Regions from separate parts of the Homo sapiens genome. Here region 1 is linked to region 2. The links are chromatin contacts, found by Hi-C in ENCODE. All regions are on one chromosome and are shown on one strand. The core of a region is the stretch at or near the end of the contact, and the rest is flanking DNA. Distances in the headings are between cores, read along the strand shown. Region 1 holds the start of LOC124904272 (a long non-coding RNA gene). Region 2 overlaps TAF4B (TATA-box binding protein associated factor 4b).

The links. A loop is a pair of places that touch in the nucleus more often than their neighbours do. Pooled maps may share reads with other maps.
Region 1: a loop to region 2 is called in a map with no recorded cell type, with 2.2 times the contacts of the local background. The contact joins two enhancer-like sites. A Hi-C loop is called at or near these places in 4 of 37 single-sample maps with no recorded cell type and 3 of 50 pooled maps.

What each region holds. Positions count from the first base shown.
Region 1 is chr18:26,753,246-26,759,308 of GRCh38, forward strand. It overlaps LOC124904272 (a long non-coding RNA gene), which reads right to left and starts at 688. Exons shown (of 5, transcript XR_007066320.1): 1 at 394-688. Within about 2 kb of position 4,251, at least 4 of the 41 ENCODE cell types and tissues checked have a DNase peak (open chromatin) inside an H3K27ac peak, as active enhancers do.
Region 2 is chr18:26,382,912-26,389,325 of GRCh38, forward strand. All of the region lies in intron 14 of TAF4B (TATA-box binding protein associated factor 4b), which reads left to right. Among named protein-coding and RNA genes, the nearest start is that of LINC01543, 37 kb to the right of the region's middle. Within about 2 kb of position 3,299, at least 2 of the 41 ENCODE cell types and tissues checked have a DNase peak (open chromatin) inside an H3K27ac peak, as active enhancers do.

The DNA of each region.
Region 1 (6,063 bases), core at 3,001-5,500, 370 kb after region 2:
AGACCTTTGGATTCCAGAATATTTGTCTCGTTGACAGACATTAGTTTTAGAAAAACTGCTTCTTGGCTTAACTGGCCAGTTTTAGGAAATATTCTCTTCTCCAGGTTCAACTTGGATACCAGTTCTTCTGGGAAGCCTTCTGTAATTTAAAGGCTTAAAAGCATACCTATTGTATTTGTCAGGGTTCTCCAGAGAAACAGAACATATTAGTTTAGACATATATGCACACATATACATATACATACATATATATACATATATAAAATGTATACACATATATACATATGTAAATATATATGTATATATATGTGCACACACACAGAGACAGACAGGAAGAGAGACAGAGAGAGACAGAGACAGAGAGAGAGATTTATTTTAAAGAAATTGGCTCACAGAATTATGGAGGCTTGGTGGGTCCAAAATCTGCTAAATCAGGTGGAGTAGGCTGGCAAGCTGGAGATTCAGGATTTGCAGTTTGAGTCCAAAAGTGGTCTGCTGGCAGAATTTCTTCTTGCTCAGGGTAGAGCGAGGTTTGTTCTATTCAGTACTTCAACTGATCAGGTGAGGCCCACCCACATTGTGGCGAACAGTCTGCTTTGCTCAAAGTCCACTAGCTTATTTTTTATTTTTTGAGACAGAGTCTCGCTCTGTCACCCAAGCTGGAGTGCAGTGGCACCATCTCGGCTCACTGCAACCTCTGCCTCCTGGGTTCAAGCGATTCTCCTTCCTCAGCCTCCCGAGTAGCTGGGATTATAGGCACACACCACCACACCTGGCTAATTTTTGTATTTTTAGTAGAGGTGGGGTTTCGCCATGTTGGTCAGGCTGGTCTTGAACTCCTGAGCTCAAGCGATCTGCCGGCCTCTTCCTTCCAAAGTGCTGGTATTATAGACGTGAGCCACCGCACCTGGCCAAAAGTCCACCAGTTTAAATGTTAACCTCAAACAAACAGCGTTTTCACACAAACACCCAGAATTCTATTTGACCAAATATTTTGGCAAGCTGGCTGAGCCAAGTTGATACTTAAAAGTAGCCATCACACCAACACTGTAGCTTTTGTCTGTTACTTGGTTAATGATGTGTTTTCATATCTGCCTCATTTCCTAGGCTGTGACCACCTCCAGGGTAGACACTATCTGAAGTGCCTAGTGTGGTTCCTGGAATTTAGTCACTGCTGGATACATGTTTACTTGATGAAATAGTAAAAAGGGAAGCAGGGTAGGAAACAAATGCTGTTTTGTCACCTGACCCTGGGAAGGCATAGGTTTTCTGAATTCTTAAAAAAATTTATTTGCAATATTTGTAATTACACAGCCTATACCTGTTTCAAATCAGATACTTATGATAAAAAGAACCTGTACTGAGGGGCCTGCATGTGCCAGGTACTATGCCAAGTGGCATCCATGTTTCTCATTGGCCACAGAAGGTACCCTCACAGATCAACAAATACTTACCTTCTTTTCCTGTAGAAAGGATGCAGCATGATTTCTTGTGGTCCTGTTTAGTTCTGAAACCATCTAACAACATTTCAGGGATGAATTTAGGGTGTTTTCTGTGGGGGGTGGAAAGCAGGACTAGAATTTTTTCATCTCAAATGCAGGTAACTTTTAGCTACATGTGTGGCAGATTGAATTGTTCAAATAAACCCCATGCAGTTCTTCAAGTTTCTGAGTCTGTGCTTCCCTTTCTTCTTTGCAGTGGTCCCTTGTGGGGATACTAGCATGTTTAACTGTTGTTATAAGCTGAATTCTGTCCTCTGAAATTCATAAATTGAAGTCCTAACCCCCAGTAACTCAGAGTGTGACCGTATTTGGAAATAGTCTTTAAAGAGGTAATTAAATTAAAATGAGGTCATTATGGTGGGACCTAATCCAATATAATATAACCTCCTCATAAGAAGAGGAGGTTAGGACATAGATATACACAGAGCAGAGGCCACGTGAGGCCACAGTGAGAAGGCGGCCATCTGTAAGCCCAGGAGAGAGGCCTCAGAAGAAACCAGCCCTGCTGCCACCTTGATCTCAGACTTCTATCCTCCAAAAATGTCAGAAAATAAATTTCTGTTGTTCAAGCCACCCAGTCTGTGGAATTTGTTATGGTAGTCCTAGCAAACCAATACAAGTGTGGATTTTTCATATACATTTGTTACTTTCACAACCAGATTCTTCATTGTTTTCATTCGTTTTGTAGCCAAACTTGATCCCACCTGAGTTCCCTGTCAATGCTCTCATAAAATTGCTATTTGGGGCAGAACATAAAAAGTTGAAAGAAGTCTTAAAGTCAAATAAATCTTGGCTTCCAACCCTTCCTTACTACTGCAAATGGCTACAGGGTTTAGGATAAATTTAAGAAGGACCTGACACTAGTCTGCATTCAATTAGCAAAACGACATGAGACAGAGGGAATGTCCTGCTCTGTTTTGCTGGATGACTCTGGTATAGTTAAGGATGCCCATGAAAACCAATCTGATGGTTCAGATCTGGGCAAGCACCACTTAGCTGTTCTCTCTAACTGTAGATTGCACCCCAGTCTTTGTAGCTGTTTATAGAAAAAATTAGTACGGCAAGTCAATGTATTTCATTGCCACTGCTGGAAATCTGAAAGAAAATGACTCACTGGGGCAGTATCTTTGACCTTCTACCAAGTGTAATACTTCTGATTATTGTTAGTTAATTTAATGGGAACCATAAACAGGTTCTCTTTCTTCTTCCTCAATGGACTCTATCGTGTACTTTAGAAACATGCCAAAAATGTATAATCACATGTTTTAAGAATATATATTTTGCTTTCTTTCAATACTTAAGTATAGAAAAATAAGAAAATAGCTTCCTTTTTTTCATCAAACATTAAGCAATATTTCACATTTTAGATTATTAAGTTTACATAAATAGTGTTATGTGTTCACTACTGAAATTCTTATGCATAGACAAAAGTCTACTTTTTGCCTTTTCCCCCCAACTTCCTGGCTCCTCTTAAACTTCAATGAAAAAGTATCTCTTCCTATCCTTGATCAAACAGCTTAATCTTCCCCTGCCTACGATTTTCAATTATACTGGCTTTGAAAGGTCTGAGGACATTGCATTAAAGACACTGCAAACAGTCTAGCATTATTGTAAGCTGGGCAGCCTCAAATCCCACATGAAGTCTAGATCTCAATTTATCATAACCCCTGGGCATGTCTACATTTTCTATAAACAAATTGGAATTATTTCCCCTTTTGATCTGGATATGCTAAAAAATAAATATCTGATTTTGGGATAAAAGCTTTTTTGTTTTTTTTTTTTTTTAAGTTAGGGGAGCCTGTTCCTGGTAAAAAGGAGGGGTGGGGAGCCCACCAGCCCTTGTGCAAGTTTCCCATCTCTCTCTCCTTAGCTGACAGAAGCACTATAGAGATTTAACCCCAGGCCTCTTTTCAGTTTAATTCCCATGGACATCTCCCATTATGGCAAAGGCAGCTGATAGGAAATCAGAGATGAAGCAATATTAAGTGTTACCCAGGGGACCTCTCATTTGGAGTTGAGAATGAATCACCTTTAGCCTCTCTCCTCCATCTCCGACACCTGCCAAGTATTGCCTGGGCTGTCAGTAGCTGTGTCTGGCGCCTGTGCAGGGTGGGAGCTTTGTAAGCATTTCTGCTCCTTCTCCTTAGTTCCAAAGCTTGTTTATGTTTCATTACCTTTTTCTTCCAAGGTGAACATGAGCTGTTAGGCAGTGCTCATGAAGCAATTGTTTGGCTTATATACCAAAATTTTCTCACATTCTTGCAGGACTGATTTTCTTCATGCCAAGCACAAAAAATGCTGTTCAATACACTTTCTCCTTTTCTCCTTGTGTAGTAAAGGAAGGATTCTTGGATATTTATCCAAAGTTTTGTCACACTGAAAAGAGAAGACTGCATTGAGGTGATGCTCCAAAAGGAGCAGCTTTGATGCAAAAGAAGCAAAACCCTTTTGTTTCTTGGGCTTATACGAAGGTACTTCCTTTAGATCAGAGTCGGGATGCATACACACTACAAAAACTGGAATGAAAAAGGCAAACCATTTTTACTCAACAGAATTCTCTGTACAGGTCAAGGAAATGCCAAACTTAACAGATGTCTTAGACTGTGCCCTGCAGGTCAATAAATTAGAGTTTTGTTGAACCAGGAAGAGGAAGGAATTCCAGGACTTCAGGTCCCCAAATGGAAATGCCCCTTAGGACAAGTCTAAACTAGGCAAATAGCACTGGAGCTCCTCCAAGTCAGTTGGCTCAGTCTCGTGTAACTCATTTCTGGCCCCCCTGAAGCTGTTTGTTCAACTGTGCCTTCTACAACGCTACAGTGTCAAAGAGAGTTAATCATTAGCAAGTGTGAATAATGTCAGTGTAACGCAGCATGATTGCAGTTCAGTCTGTTTTGACAAAATTCTAAGCATTTGTCAGAGTTTACCAAAAAACAAAAAACAACATGACCACAGAATGTTAAAATAGCATGAAGTTTGGGGAGCAGTTAATTCACTTTCTAGCATTTTACATCACCATTCTCATCGTTTTCCCAGAGGAGAGTGTTGGGTGAGGCCCTCCAGGTGATGCAGTATTACTGACTGGCCTGGTATGGTCTGATTCAGTTCAAGTCAGCTTAATGCAGCTCACCTCCAGAGATCCAGGCTTTGGAGAATGATCTAAAGGTTTAGGTGTAGGGTCCTTAACCTCCCCATTTTCCTTCTCCTTTGTCAGAGCCACCTACTGCCATAGAATTAATATGGACCCATCTGTGATGCAGAGCCTGTTAGGCCTCCTGCTTGTCCCCTGGGCTGGGGATCATAATGAGTCCAAGCCCTCCCTTTTGACTGGAACTGCAGGGGCCCTGGTCCTGGAACTCTGAGGTTGAGAATGGGATGTAAAGCTATATTCCAGCAAGCACTGAAGGATGAGTTTTTCTTGGGCTCATCTGAGTTCTGGATGAAATGAGAGTGATCATCCTAAAATAGAATCAAGAATTCCAGCAGGCACCCAAAATGGCTGTCCAGTTTTAGAGTCATGGCTTGAGGAGGCACTCAGCTAAGTCCTGCCAACAGTAGCTGAGTCCCAGGCCCTGGAATGCCTCTGAAAACCCTTCACATGTTATAACTATGATAATTAGGATGCTCTTCCAAGAAGGTGCACAGACAGACTTCATTTTTCCTGGGATCAGAGCCTCTCAGATATGCCCTTCTTCAGTTCACACACCGCTATTCATTTGCCTTGCTGCTTAACCCAGAAAGTCAGGACACGCTGGATAAGTCACCAAATCACACACCCTAAGATCTCCAATTATCCTTCTCTACTCTCTTCCTGTTGCCATAGGCTTAGTTTGGTCCTAGTAATTTCTCTCTTAGATTCCTTTTAGTTAGGCTTTATGACCCTCAAATTCAGTCAAGATGTTGCCAGAGTCCCCTCTTTAAAATGCAGAATTGCTCCAAGCACTCCCTTGCATGTTCAGCATGCCCCTTTCTGGTGGAAAAAGCCCAGCCCTTGGATACAGCCATCACTTCCTAATTGGGGGTTTACTTTCAGCCCCATTTCTGTTCTCTTGGGTGTTACAGCACAGAGAAGGGCTTCATGTGTCATGGACTTTCACACCTCTTGGCTCCTTCAAGCTGTTCCCTGTACCTGGGATACCCTCTGCTCATGGCCACCTTGAACATTCCATTTAGGAATTGTCATTAGGAAGCTGCTCGTTTACTCCCATTCTCCCTATCCTCTCCCCTACCCACCACCTTGAACTAAATGGCCCTCTTTTGTACTCCCTTAAGTCCTGGTCTATTGCATATTAAAGGATTTGATTCAAAATGTCTTGCTTGGCTAGATGGCAAAAGGAAATGATCCTAAATTGGTAGTTCTCAACCTTGCCGCACTTGGCAATTGCCTGGACATCTGGTCATCTGGTGAAAGGAAACTGACTCAGTGGAAGAGGAACAAGTCTGGGAGCCTTCTCGGGAGAACACCATGGGTCCTGCTCCCTAAGGTTCTGACCTACATGGTGTGGGGTATGGCAGGACATCAGGATTTAAAACCGTTCATGAGGTGATTCCAATGTGCATTAAG
Region 2 (6,414 bases), core at 2,049-4,548:
GTAAGTTTGTGTTTGTAGGCACTGGGGACACTTGATATCCTAGCTGAATCCAAAAGAACTTAGATGATGTGGCAATAAGGATAGGATCAGTGGAGTTCAGTGAAGAGAGAATGCTATGTGCAATTAATTGTCTGTATCAAAAAGGAAAAATATTTTGTTCATAATCAATAGTTTGAGACAAGAAGAAAGGAATGAGAGATGAGACTAGGGAGAGAAACTTTGGTGTGGTCATGGATGGCCATATATGTCATGCTTAGATGTTTAGACTTGGTTCTTATAGGAAAATCTTAGCCACTGGAGCATTTCAAGCAAGAAAACAATTTTGTCAGATTATTTTTGAAAGATCCTTCTCACTGCAGTGTAAGCAATATTAACACTGGAAATAGGGAGGTTTTTTAGAAGGCTGTTGAAGTAATCTAGGCAGAAGATAATGGAAGTGAAAATGTAAAAGTAGATGGCTTAGAAACTATTAAGGGGGTAGAATAGATAAGTGGCAGATGGACTATAGAGAAAGATTTGAGGATGACATCCAATTTTCTGGCTTAGGCATTCCTTGAAATGAAGAGGAGGAAGGGAAGGAATGATAGTTTGAAACATGTAGAATTTGGGATACTTATAATACATTCAATTGGAAATCATTAAGAAATTGAACAGTGGCATCTGGAAAATGAGAGAGCGTTCTGTTGGAGATAAAGATGGGGGTGATCATTAGCTATGACAGGCAGTATATTATCTCTATAGCTCTCATAATTACAGAGCTAGAATTGTAACTTGAAGCCAGTGATTCCGTGTCACATCAGTGTTTTCTTCTGTAAAGTACTATTGAAACATAGACATTTAGGAGTGATGAAATGGGGCAGAAGTTAACATGCAGTGTTGTCTGTATTCTGAAATAACTAGAAAGGAATAAAATGAAGGTGATAAAGATGAGAGATCTGTTGCTTCAGAAGTTCTGCTTGTTGACCAGCAGAGGGCAGTGAATTTTGAAGCTCAGTATTTTTCTGTCCTGTGTTCCCCTTTAAGGCCTAGAAGCTTGGGTATTGTGAATATAGATTTTCAGTGTTCTTGTTACACTGGGTCAGGTATCCAGGGCACATTTATTTATTTTTGCTTCTGAGACTTAGAAGATGTTCAGTTTTTTTTCTTTTTTCTGGAGCCAAGTCTTCATTCTACTCCCTATTTCTCACATTTGGACCTTGTTTCCTCCTTAAAGCTGAAAAGACTTGAGCTATCCCTTAAGAGCTGCCATGGTGGCATGAGGTTGGGACTTAGTGTAAATCAGGTAGAATCTGAGAATGTCATGAATCTTTGCCTCTTGATTCCTCTATTAAGAAATTCTCAGTTTTTGTGTTTGGTTAACTGTTCAGATTCAGGGACACAAATTTTGCTTTTATTAGTCGTAGGATTCAGGGAATTGAATGAAAGAGATTGACTTTTAGTTTCTAGAGACAATATTGAAAAGCTTAGTTGATTCTGTACAGCAGCAGGCTCCTCCACTATTTAATTTGAGGGGTGTAAGAAAAACTTACTGTCCACCCGTCACATGTCTGAAATGGCCATCAGTCTACTTTGGAGCTTTAGGCATTCAAGGCTCCCTTAAAATTCAGAAATTTCACTGAGAGGGACAAGGTAAGTATGGCAGCACAAATGATTTCTCTTGAGTTCAGTAACCAGTGATTTAGTGAAGACTTGAGATAATAGGACCTAGGTAGGAAAAGTTTAACTAGTTTTAACTACGGGATGGGAAAAAAGGTCTGGAGCTAGAATTACACTGTTTCCTGTTTGTAAACCTTCAGTGCCTTCCTACTGACTAGGGAATTCATTATGAGAATAGGGCCAACATTTAGAGAGCGTATGCCATTGTCATTTAATCTTCAAACCAGCCATTTGAGATAATTAGTGTTACTATCCCTATTTTGCAGATTCGGAAACTGAGGCACAGAGAAATTAAGTAATTTGAGATTGCCTATGGAGGAGACAACGAGTGTTTGCCACCATTCAGTTCTGTATATCTTATGCCGCCTAGCACAGTTCTTGCCCATAGTAGGTACCCAGTAACCCAGAGAATTTTGAATGGAATCAGAACGTAGACTAGCATGAAGCTACATTACCGTGGATGGTGGCTCTTGGGAGGAGAGGCCCGTATGGAGTCACTGCAAACCCCAACAGGATTCCCGAAGCCACTGGGTTCATAAAGATGTCCTTTCTGCTTCTGACTTAGAGCAGTCATCCAATTTAAGGAAATGTGGAAAAAGAAGTAGAAAAATCTTTAAAGGTTTTATTTCACAACACTGCTGTATTAAGTTGAGGGATAAAAATTGGATTACTAGTTATTTTTGGTTATTTAGTATCATTATTAAAATGGTGTTATTTATCTAAAATTGATAACTGATGATTTTCCATTTTTTCTTGTTAGAGCAATAGAGTTCCTCAGAAGTTTCATTATAAAAACAAGAAACTTAGTTCAGTGGTATAACAAAACAAATTAGGTGAGATAAGTTGTTAGTGGGCTGGGTAACATTAATGAGTAACAATTATGAAGGCTAACATAATTGATCTGGCAATTTTAGAAGATGTTAACATTTAGGTTTGAGTAGGCTTCCTAGGACATCTTTTGTGCACCTGGGAAATGAATTGGTCGTTTCATCTTTCATTTTCATCCAGGTGAAGAATCCAGATTAAGGAATATCCTCATGTAGAAAGTTACATGGGAAAACCTTCTATTTCCGAAGTGAACAGTACACTAACAGTGAGAAGAATAAACAGCGTTTTTTTTTTTTTTTCTTCTTCTTCTTCTTCTTCTTGCAAACTCTGGGCCCTTAACCACATTAGTATTCTTTGTGATTTCTAATGTGACCAGAAATCAGTCCTAGTCAACTCTGGGGAAAGGACTTGGTGAGGCAGAGGAAAATTAAAACTGATGGTGAAAAAGCAGGTTTGGTTTTTATGGCTGTAAGTTACCTGTGCACTCTCTACCCCCTTGACTGTGGATAACTGAGAGTAGCTGGTTATTCTGGCCAGGTCATTGTGATTGACAAGTTACAGTTGTGGACTTTGCCAAATCAAAGCTCAGGAATAAAAATGCTATATATTTTGTATTCAGATTCAAGAAAGATTGACTTTCTAAGTTAGCTGCTATTTGGGGGAAGAGAATGCTATCACCTTCATAAAGTTGTGAATTATGAAAGACATTTCTGTTGGGTTACTGAATGTCCCTTGGGGTTTTTTTCATTTATAACATTGCCTCAGGCTCTCTGCTGCATCCTGTTGGAATGACCTTCTTTTCAACTCTGTGCTGGCAGCTGTAATATGGCTCTTTCCCCTGAATCCTTCAGGCTTGTCACATGACAAACATGAACTGTGACCCCTTTGTTCCTTACTCAGATGATTAGGTCTCTTTATTTTTTTTTTCTGTTTGACAATTTTGCCTTATTGTCTTTCCTTTCCCCCCTCTCTTTGCTTCCATGTTAATTTCCTCCTGAGGCAAGGTTTTTGGGGTAGCAATTTAATTTTTTTTATTGAAATATAGCATCAATATAGAAAGTACACAAGTCATAAGCTCACCACAGTTTTCACAGCATGAACACATTCATGTAGGCAGTAGTTAGATCAAGAAGGAAACATCACCAGAACTCCAGAAAACTTCAGTCTCTTTCTAATCACTTCTCATCTCCCCCATGGGAACTCACTCTCCTGACTTTTTTTTAGCTTTGCCTGTTCTGGGACTTGGTAGAAATTGAATCATACAGTATGAATTCCTTTGTGTCTGGTTCCTTTCATTGAACATTTTTGTGATACTCTTTCATGTTACCCAGTCGTTATTGCTGTGTATTATTCCATGGTATGACTATTCCACAATTTATTGTACTCTTAATGTACTCACTCGGATTGTTTCTAGCTTAGGGCTCTTGTGAATAGTAGTCATCCTTATACATATCTTTTGATGAACCCATGGCATATTTCTGGGTGTTTACATAGATGTGGAATTGCCAAGACATTGTGTCTGTCTAGCCAGTTATTTTAAAATCTCATATAAAACACCAAAGTACTGATTTTAGGAAAACTCTTAGAAGATTTATAAACATATAGATACAGTTTTAGCATAATGTATCTAATTTATGGCTAAAGAAATTGCCTCTAGTTAAATGTATTGTAGTTGTTTTTTGTTTTTTAAGACAGAGTCTCACTCTGTCACCCAGGCTGGAGTGCAGTGGCATGATCTTGGCTCACTTCAACCTCTGCCTCCCAAGTTCAAGCAGTTCTTCCACCTCAGTCTCCCGAGTAAGTGAGCTTACAGACGCACACCACCATGCCTGGCTCATTTTTATTTATTTTTTGTTAGAGGTGGGGTTTCACCATGTTAGCCAGGCTGGTCTCGAACTCCTGACCTCAAGCGATTTGCTTGCCTTGGCCTAAATATGTTGTAGTTTTAAATGGGTTACTCCTGTAAACAACAAAATTTCCACTCACTGCCAATTACATGTTTTAGTAACTTTCTTCCTAATATGTACTTTTTATTCAATTTTCCAAACAAAACTGAGCTTTTGGTCCCATTCCGCAAAAATCTTATGAAGATATTTTGATGGTAATAATTTACAATAGTTAAAGTTACATCTGAGTTACACCATCTCTGAGTGTTGATGCTAGCAGAGTGGCATGCTAGTGCTTCACTGCCAGGCTTAGCTGAAGTACCAGAGGCTTACACTTGTACAAATTGCATTCATTACCAAGAACCCTGCAGAAGTGGCGAGAGACTGGCTCTATACTGTAGATGGGCTCTGGGATAAGTAGCCGAACAATTGGGCAGCTGAGACCAATTTTTTTCCCTCTTTTAGAACGTGGACTTTCCAAAATTGTTTCCATGGATACTTATGAACAAGTTTAACTTAATGAGTATAAAAATATGACTGCGACATCATGTCCCTCAAAAACTGGGTAGTATCTCTTAAAGAAGTTTTATTTGTCCGTCAGATAAAGTACCCCTAAGTCATGCTGTGAACATGCATGGAATTAAGTTTGACTGATTTTGACCATGGTGTTTTGGAGACCTTAAGAGATTTCCTTCCCCTCCATCAGAACAAGAAACCCAAAAAGGTGGAAGGAGTAATTAAAATTTAATTGTTATAAAAGGACAGTAACAGAACCAGATTTTCTTCCTATGTTATCTTTCCTTATGTATGTCTTTCGGGTGGATAAAAGAGAGTTGCCAGTCCTATCGAGACGTTTTGTGAAACAAAGGATTTTGTTTTGAAACAAAGGTAAAAAGAATTAAAGGATTTCATTTTTACAAAATTATCTTTTGAGAGTTCTGTGTTTTTCTTTTCTTCCAATTAAAAGTAATAGTATATAGACATATTGGTAATTCATATTGGTAAACATATTCAGAAAACTGTCTTAATTACAGGAGTGTTGTGTTTTCATCATTTTAAAATGACATTTAGAATTCATGTTGTTCTGTTTTAAACCAGTACATTCAGTTTAGAAAATATTGCGGATAACCTGTGTTGTTCTGTGAACTCTGCTAAGCTCTAGAGGAGACAGAAACCATAGTCCTTGTCCTCAGAAAGCTTATGGTCTAGTGGGTATGTAGTGGTGGCGGGAGCATATACAAATTACTATAGTACAACGTAAGGTAATTGCCACAGTGAGATTTCCTTGGATGAAGGACAGGTAGACCCATTTGAAATGGGTCTTAAAAGATGAGTAGATTGGCCTAGAATGGCCTCTTTGCTAATCTCTGCCTATTGGCAGAGGAGCCATGTGGCTGCAGTTAAGATGTCTTGTAAAGGAGCAATGGGAAGTGAGGTTAGAGCGAAGGAAGCCAGAGTGATGGGTTTATACGTGATATGGTGGATAATATAGCACAGTGGTTAAGAGTGCTTACTTTATTTTTATTTTTATTTTTATTATTTTCATTTTTTTGAGACAGAGTCTTGCTCTGTTGCCCAGGCAGGAATGCAGTGGCGCGATCTCAGCTCACTGCAACCTCCGCCTCCTGGGTTCAATTCTCCTGCCTTAGCCTCCCTGGTAGCTGGGATTACAGGCATGCGCCACCACACCCAGCTAATTTTTTTATTTTTAGTAGAGACGGGGTTTCACCATGTTGGCCAGGCTGGTCTCAAACTCCTGACCTCAGGTGATCCACCCACCTCGGCCTCCCAAAGTGCTGGGATTACAGACGTGAGCTACTGTGCCCAACCAGAGCTTACTTTAGGTCAAATTAGAAACTGAGTCACAGCTCAACTTTGCTGTGTGACCTTGAACAGATTGCTTAACCTATCTAAGCTCAGTTTCCTCATTTGATAAATGGGGACAGCGCTTATATAACTGGCTGCAATTTTGTATGATAGAAAAGAGATAATATATGAAAAGTGCTCAGCGTGGTTCTCAAGAACCTGCTCTGAGCAATGGGAA